Regions from separate parts of the Homo sapiens genome. Here region 1 is linked to region 2. A link is a loop called in an ENCODE intact Hi-C map of the cell type or tissue named here. Cell type or tissue: PC-9. All regions are shown on one strand. Each heading gives the region's core, and the rest is flanking DNA. Links, peaks and the distances in the headings are about the cores only. Region 1 holds the start of TRS-AGA2-1 (tRNA-Ser (anticodon AGA) 2-1). Region 2 has its middle 9.9 kb from the start of H1-2.

What was found. A loop is a pair of places that touch in the nucleus more often than their neighbours do. Peaks named below come from ENCODE experiments on the same cell type or tissue, not always from the same donor. Only the 100,000 strongest peaks of a DNase experiment are listed, where the experiment ranks them.
Region 1: a loop joins it to region 2, with 4 times the contacts of the local background. A loop is called at or near these places in 3 of 110 quality-filtered maps.

The regions. Positions count from the first base shown.
Region 1 is chr6:26,324,884-26,330,267 of GRCh38, forward strand. It overlaps TRS-AGA2-1 (tRNA-Ser (anticodon AGA) 2-1), which reads left to right and starts at 2,706; the gene lies at 2,706-2,787. It overlaps TRR-ACG1-1 (tRNA-Arg (anticodon ACG) 1-1), which reads left to right and starts at 3,257; the gene lies at 3,257-3,329. LOC101928743 (a long non-coding RNA gene) reads right to left here. Exons shown (of 3, transcript XR_241992.5): 2 at 4,127-4,204; 3 at 1-280. In PC-9, for the core only: no CTCF peak of the experiment used is centred there; DNase peaks (open chromatin) are centred at 2,958 and 3,268; H3K4me3 peaks cover 3,550 bases; H3K27ac peaks cover 3,198 bases.
Region 2 is chr6:26,063,642-26,069,025 of GRCh38, forward strand. No RefSeq gene overlaps it. Among named protein-coding and RNA genes, the nearest start is that of H1-2, 9.9 kb to the left of the region's middle. RefSeq lists a silencer at 986-1,125 and an enhancer at 2,972-3,471. In PC-9, for the core only: CTCF peaks have their summits at 1,080 (motif pointing right), 1,280 and 2,450 (motif pointing right); DNase peaks (open chromatin) are centred at 2,480 and 3,930; H3K27ac peaks cover 2,375 bases.

The sequences.
Region 1 (5,384 bases), core at 80-5,079, 260 kb after region 2:
GTTTTTACAATAAAAAATTTAATTTTTCAAGAAGGCTTGACAGAGGCTGTGCTATTTTTAAAAAGGCCTTGAAGGATGAGCTCTGGGGCTCCAAGCAAACATGGCAGAGGTCAGGGCGAAGAAACCCGCACCATCTGAGATAGGGCTGGTCCTTTCACTTCTCAGGAGTTCCAGGCCCCCTTGACAGAGTGACCAGAAGAGGAGCTGAAAAGGTCGGACAGATGCAGAAGATGAAGGCCTCCCATGTCATCTGCGATCTTCTCGCTAGGCCACAGGGTACCTTAAAGGCATTAAAGGAGGTAAGGGACACAGTCAGAAACACATTCTGGGTTAGTGCTAACTTAGCTCTACTTACATAATCTGCCCTCAACTACATTTCCGGTGTTATCTCTCATCAATGCCCTTCCCAGTACCCCTCCAAAAAGCAATGTTTCAACTAGAGGGAACTTTCTTCAGTTTCTCCCATATTCCTTGAGGTTTAGGTTTGGAACACTACCCTACCCCGTTTTCTCACCCCACACCAATTTGTCTCATTTTAACACATCCTTCAGATCCAGATCTGAGCTTAAGTATAATTCATTCCAAAAATACTTAATTAAGCACCTATGGAGGACTCAGAGGTAAAGAAGGTAAAACTAGAACCTTTCTTCGTGAAGCTTGGAGTCTAAGTGACCCTCCAGGCAACCACCTAAAACCTTTGTGGTTGAGATCCAGAACTCTTTCTGTGGGCTACTTACTGTGTTAGGGCTGCACTTCTCACTTGCACTCAGTTGTTTTATTGTTAACTTCTGTAATCCTTTAGAAATCTCGCTCTCCATTGAATGAGCAGTACCTAGCAAAGTGCTTGGCTTTTGCTATTTCACATAAAAAGAATTTGAAAAAAATAGGCAATTCTCTGTCTCACTACCCATATACAAAGTGCTTATTTTTATTCTAAAAAAATAAAATTTTTGGAAGAATGAATAAATGAATATATTATTTAAGGGATCAGGAACTGGAGGCCAAAAGACTAAGAAGTTGTTGCAATAACTTAATGAGAAGTTTCTCATGAGTACTTCTAAGTACCTAAACTAAGTACCTCATTTTAAAAAGTGGTCTGAGTAGCTGGGCATGGTGGCACGCGCACCTGTAATCCCAGCTACTAGGGAGGCTGAGGCAAGAGAATTGCTTGAACCCGGGAGGCGGAGGTTGCAGTGAGCCAAGATCGTGCCACTGCACTCCAGCCTGGATGACAGAGCGAGGCTCCGTCAAAAAAAAACAAAAAAAAAAGGTGGTCTGAGGGCTGGGGAAGAAGAGCCAGATTTGAGAGCTAATTAGAAGGTTGAATTGAGGGCCTGCTGGGAAGGGAATCAGAGAGACATAAAAGGACAAGGGTAGTCTTCGGTCTTGGTAGCCAGTCTTCGGTTTTGGTATCTCATCAAAAATTTGGATTGTTGGAGGAAATTTAAGTTTGAGGAAAATGATGGAACATTCCTTTGGGGTTGCATTGCTTTTGAGATGCCCATGGACATGCAAGAAAAAAAAATAGGACAACTGTATATTCTGGAGCCCAGAGGAGAGAGATCTGGAGTAGAGACGATTTTCAATCCATCCGCACATGAGCAGTAGTTCATCAATCATTCCTTACCCTTCTTCTGTTCATAGAGTTGGGCCATTGATGAAATACAGAATCCCTGACTTGCTCACTAATACTCACACACACACACACGCATAGTATTGTGGTAATGGTAGTGCAGTTTTAGAACCTGGGGTTCTGCTCTTCCTTTGGAAGTGGTCTTTGAATATAATTTCAAACTATTCACAGAATATCAGATGCAGTTGTTCTTCCCCTTGTGAGAGAAGGCCCCATAAACGAAAGAGGATTTGACCAGCAAAAATATTTTTTACTTTCTAGTTTCTTTCAGAAATGTTCTTTCAGCTGGTTAAAATATTCTGAGTTTTATGAAAAGACAGAAGCCTATCTTCACTGAAGAACCTTTTGATGAATCTAGATTCTGGGGTTTTACAATGATAGTTACAATTGTACTGACATTTGTTGAGCCGTTAGTATATCGCAGGCACTGGACTTTGTCAGAAAATATAGGGGATCTCTGTGGAACATCAGTGTTATTTACTGAGGATAATTTTCTTTCTTTTTATTTTTTTAATCTATTTTTTATTTTTTTTTTACCCCCGAGACGGAGTCTTGCTCTGTCGCCCTGGCTGGAGTGCAATGGCGCGATCTCGGCTCACTGTAAACTCCGCCTCCTGGGTTCAAGCGATTCTCCTGCCTCAGTCTCCCGAGTAGCTGAGATTACAGGCGTGCACCACCACCTTGGCTAATTTTTTTGTATTTTTAGTACAGACGGGGTTTCGCCATGTTGGGCAGTTTCAAACTCCTGACCTCATGATCTACCCGCCTTGGCCTTCCAAAGTGCTGGGATTACAGGCGTGAGCCACCGCGCCCGGCCTGAGGATAATTTTCTTACTAGGCAAAAATATGAGAATTGTAAAAGTTGTTGAAACATATTCCTGATTTGCATTATAAAAAAGACCCAAAGAACATTCTTAGCGTATCATGTATGTGCCTGAATTTGAAGTTTGTTGATTGCTTCCAAGTTTTATTCTTAAGATACGAATTCAGCTATTATTAAATCCCTAATAAAAGGAGTACAATATGTGATGTATGGAAACATGTAAGACATTTAATAAGGTTTTTGGTATCTGTAGTCGTGGCCGAGTGGTTAAGGCGATGGACTAGAAATCCATTGGGGTCTCCCCGCGCAGGTTCGAATCCTGCCGACTACGGCAGTGGGTTTTTGCATCTTCAAGCAGGTTTCATCCGACCGATCGATATTTCACGTGTAAAAAGGCTTTCGATCTTTTACAAGTTAACATCAAAATGGATTTCTTGGGGATTCAGGGCAGGACAATTTCAATTTATGTCTCAGAGGTCCTCAAAATGGATTTCTCATTGCCCAAAGTAAACCTTATCTCTGATCTTTTACAAGTTACATCATAATGGATATTTCATTGTTCAGGAAGGAATCATTGTGCACAAGGATGGATTTCTCATTACCCACGAAGGAATCATACTTCATGAGTAAAACAAGTCAAAGGAACAAATAAAACTATATTTTGTTTTAATTGGAGGGTTTTGGGTTCAAAATCCTTATGATCAGAAAGAAATAAAATTTCATATATTCATGTATAGGAGGACGCGGTAATCCCAAAACGTTTTTTTCTATAGGTATAACGCCTGTCTTCGTTCGTCAGAGGGCCAGTGGCGCAATGGATAACGCGTCTGACTACGGATCAGAAGATTCCAGGTTCGACTCCTGGCTGGCTCGTTCGACTTTAGTGGAAACTTTGAGGTTTACATAAATGCCCCTTCCCTGGGCACTCATATACATTTTATGTATTTTATCATTTTAATTTTTAAAAGAATTACACAAGATGACAAAAATTTTTATAATATAGACTCCAGCTTCAGTTCACTATTGTTTTACATACATAAGAGTTTTTTTTTTTTAAATCACATCACTAAATTGATAAGTTTCAGAACTGACCAATTTTCACATTGCTTGATAAAACTTAATACAGGGGAATTTTTTTTTCTTTTTTTGAGATGTATCACTGTGTCGCCCAGGCTGCAGAGCAGTGGCGCGATCTCAGCTCACCGCAACCTCTGCTTCCTGAGTTCAAGCGATTCTCCTAGCCTCAGCCTCCAGAGTAGCTGGGATTACAGGCATGTGCCACGACACCCAGCTAATTATTTTTGTATTTTTAATAGAGAGGAGGTTTCGCCATGTTGGCCAGGCTGGTCTGGAACTCCTGATCTCAAGTGATCAGCCCGCCTCGCCCTCCCAAAGTGCTAGATTACAGGCGTGAGCCACCACGTCCGTTTGGGAAAACCTTGTGTCATTCTGTGAGAGTTACGATTGAGAATTCACAAACAGAAAATTTCTAGATAGCAAACAATTTTGGTTTCTTTTCTATCCTTTTCGCATACTCATAATTTCAAGAATCACTTGAAACAAAAATCAAGTCTCTTCTCTGCTCCCTGTCCTCTAGCAATTTTTAAAGTTATTGAAACATATTCCTGATTTGCATTATAGAAAACACCCAAAGAACATTCTCAGCTTACCACATATGCGCCTGAACTTGAAGTTTGTTGATTCCTTCTAAGTTTTGTTGGCAGGACGTGAACTCAGCTATTAAATTCCTGGTAAAGCGAGAGGTACAATATGTGACATATAATAACATGTACGACGTTTAAGAAAACTTTTGGCACCTATAGTCGTGGCTGAGTGGTTAAGCCTACTTTTTAAACATTTAAATAGCTTATTTTAAAATTATTTACCTACATATCTCTAAATAATATGTTTGTATGGACCTTCTGTTGACTTTATATAAGAGGAGTAACTGGTTCACTTTCTTCTTCACACCCCAGGACCCCCGACACACACATGCTCCCTTTCTAAGTCTTCTCATATGGTTATAGCACAATACATGATACTTTAATATTTGTAGCTTAAAATATGACAACTTTATAAACATAATTCAACAAGTGGGCAAAGAAATACATTGTTAAGTTTTCCTTTCCTTGCAATTTTTATTTTTCCCCGGCATTAGTACATAACTGTCTTTTCTTGTTGTTTTACTGCTTAAGCTTCTAGACACTTTTCATTAATTCAACCCCAAGCATTTCGTCAGTTGTCTAAACATTTCTCCAAAAGTTCAAAAGCTTTGCACAGTCTGTAGATTTCATCCTACTTTAAACATGTCTCCTTATGCATCTGTATTAGTTTGAGTAAACAGAAAAATAAGAACAGGAAAAAAAGTGTCACCTACAGCCTGCTCAAATCTGGACATGTTACTATATGTCACATATGGTACCTCTCATTTTACTAGGGATTTAATAATACTAGGTGAGTTCATGTCCTACTAATAAAACTCGGAAGGAATAGCTGAAATAACTTTTGAAGTTTGCTGTAAATATTAGTGTTTGTAATTATGCAGAACGGCGGTTTAGAGTTTTATCTTTGCTCTACCATTTACTAGCTGCATGACTTTGGGCAAGTTAGTTAACCTCTGCAAACCCCAACTTGCAGACAAACCCCAATTTGTCTCATTTGTAAAGTAAGAGTAATAGCAAGTATTTACTTCGTAGAATTGCGAGGAATAAATGATTCAGAACTTGGAATAGTGCATGGTATCTATTAACTGTTCAAACAATCAAAGCTAAAACTACTGCTTTTGTTATTTTTAATCTAATTAGGATAGTAATGTATTGCAACCAGAGATATAGATCTCTGAGAGAGGTGCAAATCAAAATAAGTTCCCTTACGGTGTCCATGACAATTATACCAATTTCCTCCTCCTATGAGGTAGATCTATTTTTG
Region 2 (5,384 bases), core at 107-5,106:
TACCTTTGATAGCAGGCAGGTGTGCCTAGCCAATATATTAGGAGCATGGTATTCCAGCACTCTGCACTTTTTTACTATAGAATTCATCTCAACCTGCTTACATTACATGAAAGTTTTGATTGATATCAAATTTTTATTATGTTTGCTTATCAAAGGATTTGTAATTATGCTTCAGTTGATACATAGATTGTTTATATTTTTCATGGTTACTTGAAGCACTTATATTTTCCTCATACTTTTACAAAGTAATCAAGGAAAAATACAGAGGCAGCTTAGTATATTAGTCAAAAGAATAATTAGACTGTCTTGGAACCTGGAATGTCTGAGTTCAAATTCAATTTTGCCGTTTTACCAGCTGTGTGACTTTGGGTGAGTTAATAAACCTTTTCGTGTCTCAGTGTTCTCACATGTAAAGAGACAATAATAAGCCTACCTGTTTCATGGGTCATTATGAGGATTAAGGAGTTAACATTTAAATAGTTCTTAGAACAACCTCTGACATATTTTAAGTACAAAAATATATACATATATTAAATAATAACTTTTCTAAAACATCCTACCTACAATCTTGTGTGCAAATTGGTGGCTCAATTCTGCAACTGTTGTTGGTGGTGTTGTTGTTAAGCTTTTGTTTGTCATGACTGTTATCAGTAATATTAATACAGACAGTTAACTGAACCCTTCCTCTGCACCAGGCATTATATGGACTATTTTCATTCTGACTCCCTGCATTCTATGAGACAACCACCATTGTAATCATTCTCACGTTGCCAATAAGGAAATGGAGAATGAGAATTCAGACTTCTCCAAGAAGTGCTGCAGACTGATTATAAATCATGCATCCTAAACACACACATATTAAAGTATCAACTAAATCAAACAGAATAAAACTTTTGTTTTTCTATCTACAAAATGCATGAATTAAAATATGCCCCAACTACTTAACTAATATATTTAGTAAGTAGAGGGATGGAAGCGTTTTCACTCCTTCAATACATTCTTCATCAACCTCTCTCACCTTACCCCTCTGTCACAGGCATTTCCTATGTCATGCGGTTTTTCTGATGTACGCTAGGTGGCAGTCAAAACCACGAACTCTTGAAAGAGAGTATATTCCTATTTTTCTGCAGCCTCAACCTCCAGGGCTCAAACGATCCTCCTGCCTCAGCCTCCTGAGTAGCTGGGGCCACAGGTGCGAGCCACCACACCTGGCTAACTTTTACATTTTTGATAGAGACGGGGTCGCCATGTTAGCCAGCCTGGTATCGAATTCCTGACCTCAGGTGATCTGCCCGCCTCAGCCTCCCAAAATGTTGGAATAACAGGAGTGAGCCACAGTACCTGGCCGGTAATTTTTAACTTCTAGCTATACACTTAGTTTTTTGTCCTTTTCAGTGGACAGAAATTATAATGCCTGTTTGACAGGGGATAATTCTGAGGCACTGGGAAGCCATGAGACTGCATGGATTGCACAGGCAGGCAAGAACATGGGAAGGAACAAGTGTCTTAGACACTTGTCTCAGTGGTCTAGAAAAATCATGCTAGCTGATTCATTCACTCCACAAACAACTGATCAACATCTTCAAGAAGCCTAACAATGTACTGAGTTCAGGGGACAAGAAAATAATTCAGACAGGCTCTACCTTCATGGTGGTGTTTGAAGAATAGGGATCTAGAAAACGGTAGGTAATAGTGGCTGTGCAAAAGATATCAGAGATGATATGAAAAGGAGGGACTAGACCATTTTACCCAGGAGTGGAGGTTAAACATAGGGTCTTTAAGGGAAACGTAAAAATATTAATTCTTTTCATTTTTGAAGTAAAATGACCATCGCTTCTCGGCCGTTTGGCTAAGAACAAGTGAAGTAAAATGACTGAGGATGACAGACATAAATACTGCTATACAAACATGGTAGCACTGAAATTGGCTCTTGCCTGACAGGAAGCAAAATTATAAAATTCATTATTTAGATATATCAATAATGATGGTGATCAGGCTGTAATAATAATGTTATTAATCATTATGTATCAATAAGAATACAGGTGTGTGACTTTACAATGTGCCTAAGAGCAACCCAATATTTTGATTGTAAACCACATTCCCTTAAACACACACACACCTCAAACAAGACCCCATAAAGCAGACTGCACTAAAGTGGAGGTTATGTAAAAGTCCAACAGAATAAGAACCCTCCCCCATTGTGTATTAATCTGTGAACTAAAAAAAAATTTCATTAAATTGAAAATATCTAATTGTCAACTAGCAATTTTAAAGAGTTTAGGCAGAAAATGAAATATAAAGCTTTTTTTTAACTTTTAGATTTTTCAAAGCTAGCAGAACTGCTGAAGAATAACAATTCAAAACATAGGTTTGCTTTGGTTTCAATCTCTGTAGCCAAAGGCATTTACAATGTAGGATGTTGTTTGTGCTTTCAGACACTAGATGACGCTCCAAATCAAAATGCCGGTAGTTGGACAGCCCCTGATCAAGCCGCCCGGCAAATCATTAACTGGGTTGACACTGTATTACTCAGCAGATTTCAAAACTCATTCACATACAGAGTCTTTTGGTGGACAAAAATAATTATTACCCACAATTGACAGTGACAGTACTGAGAAGCTGGGAAACTGAAGTAGGACCCTGGAGCAGCCAAGTACAGAGACTGGCTCCCAGGACCTTAGGAGTTAATACTATTCCTAAAGAGAATAAATTGTCAAATAGACAAGAAATTCATGTGGGTTGATGCATTCACTTCCCCAAAACAATTATTAAGCAGTAGAAATGATAACTACGCTGGTAGTGGAAATAGTTTACAGTAAAAGGGAGAAGACATGCAAAAACCAAAAAAAAAAACGGGGCCGGGCGCAGTGGCTCACTCCTGTAATCCCAGCACTTTGGGAGGCTGAGGCGGGCCGATCACGAGGTCAGGAGATCGAGACCATCCTGGTTAACAAAGTGAAACCCCGTATCTACTAAAAATACAAAAATTAGCCGGGCTTGGTGGTGGGTGCCTGTAGTCCCAGCTGCTCAGGAGGCTGAGGCAGGAGAATGGCGTGAATCCGGGAGGCGGAGCTTGCAGTGAGCGGAGATCACACCACTGCACTCCAGCCTGGGCAACAGAGCAAGACTCCGTCTCCAAACAACAACAACAAAAAAACAGGCAGTGATGTTTTATGTGGGTCAGTGTGAAGTAGAGATCAAAGGAGAAAACGGCCAATCTTACCAAATAATGGATGCAGAAATAATCTTCATGGAGAAGCCACTTTAATTATGTCTTAAATGAGAGTAACAAATTAAACATAAGAACCTGTAGGGGCTAAGGGAAAACTTACTCTTTGGCCTCTGAAGAGTCGCTGAAAACCACCGACAAGAGGAAGATTAATAGGATAAAATGCATCCAATTTATTATTATTATTATTATTATTATTATTATTATTATTATTTTTAGACGGAGTCTCACTCTGTCACCAGGCTGGAGTGCAGTGGCGCAATCTCGGCTCACTGCAACCTCCGCCTCCCGAGTTCAAGCAATTCTCCTGCCTCAGCCTCCCCAGTAGCTGGGACTACAGGCATGTGCCACCACGCCCAGCTAACTTTTGTATTTTTAATAGAGACGGGGTTTCACCATTTCGGCTAGGGTGGTCTTGACCTCGTGGTCTGCCCGCCTCAGCTCCCAAAGTGCTGGGATTACAGGCGTGAGCCATTGCACCCGGCTGCATCCAATTTATTAATGTGTATATTAATAAATTATCCAATTTATATCCAATTTATTAATGTGTATTAACATGTACAGGGGAAATTGTCCATTTTTATTTTTTAGATTCAACAAAGTATGGGCCGCCGTGTAGAAATAGGATTGCTAATAAACAGAGTAGGGAAACCCAGCAAGGCCTGTCTGTCTAGATTCTTCTTCGCCTCTCTGTGCAGCATTCCTTCCTTCTGGATCCTCTCTGGAATGCGGTCTGGTGATCTATGATCAAATAAGGTAGTTCAGATAATTTCTTTATGGCCAGTTTTTACACAGAAAAACAGAGGGAAAGTTAGAGTAATATTTTTAGGTTTTATGGCTGGGCTCTGGGGAAAAGGTGTTTTGATTTCTATGACCTAACTTGAGGAAGAGGAATTCTCATTTCTATGGCTAGACTCCGGGGAGAATGGGACTCAGAGACAGGAGGGCAGGAGAAGATCAGAGAAAAACTTTGGCTTCTGCGGTCTTTATTTTGGGGTATTGTTTTCTGAGTTCCAACAAACCCCAAGGACCTACAAAGACTGCATACTTTTTTTTTCCTTTTTATTAATTGTGAGATAACCACAGCATAGGCAATTTGTTTTTTGTTTTTGTTTTTGAGACAGGATTTTGCATTGTTGCCCAGGCTGGAGTGCAGTGGCATAATCATAGCTCACTGCGTCCCCAAACTTCTAGGCTCAAGAGATCCTCCCAGCTTAGCCACAACTGAGAGGTGCTACTAGCATTTAGTGAGTAGAGAACAGATATGACTAGAGGTTCATTAAGTGTTTTGAGCCTTTACAGCTTCAAAATTGTCTTTGCTAACCCCTAACTTTTGGATGCTACAGAGGGCCCCTGGAGTATCCAAAGGAGAGGTAAACAGGATCATTTGACACGTTTAGTTATATAGGATTGTTGAAATAAGGTGATATTTGATCTTCAGGTCATATTTCAGTGAAAACTGTGAATGTGTGTTCCAAAATTATAGGGGATTTCTAGAGTTCTGATATCTGAGTTTGTGTCATCAGTTATAATTAGAGTTATTGTGTTAGGCTATTGTAAATCACAGAGGTGACTAAATTTCTTTGTCAATTGTGTTTTTGACTGTGACTACCCTAGGACATTTTAACATTCATAGACAAATGTTGTCTTGTTTTGAAACTCTGCAAAGAATGGATTATAACCCTCAATTGCAGGTTTCTGATAACTTTGAAGATTGTGAACAGGAGTTAACTAGGTGAGCTGAACTATTGGAAAACTAATCTTCTTGACTCTTGCCTCTGTACCTAATTCTTCCTGGATGCAGGACAAGAACTCAGGCAAAGGTGCTGCAGCATAAAGTCTGGCCAGAGAAACTGACACTCCAGAGGTTTTGTAACAATATTTTATGTTAAATAATTTATACGTATTTCCTATTCTAAGCATTTCAAGTGATTGTAAAAACTCAACTCATGAAAACTTATAGCTGAGATGATGTATCCTGTGATTTTTAACTCAACTTTATACCAATCTAAGTTGATTAGCATTCTTACAAAGTTTAAGAAGTTAAGATTTGCCATATTAAGTATTGTCTTAAGATTTTTAAGAATTGAAAAATTTGGAGCAGTTTTGTTCATTAGTCAATTGGATACTTTAAAAGTCCAGTATGTCAGATTTA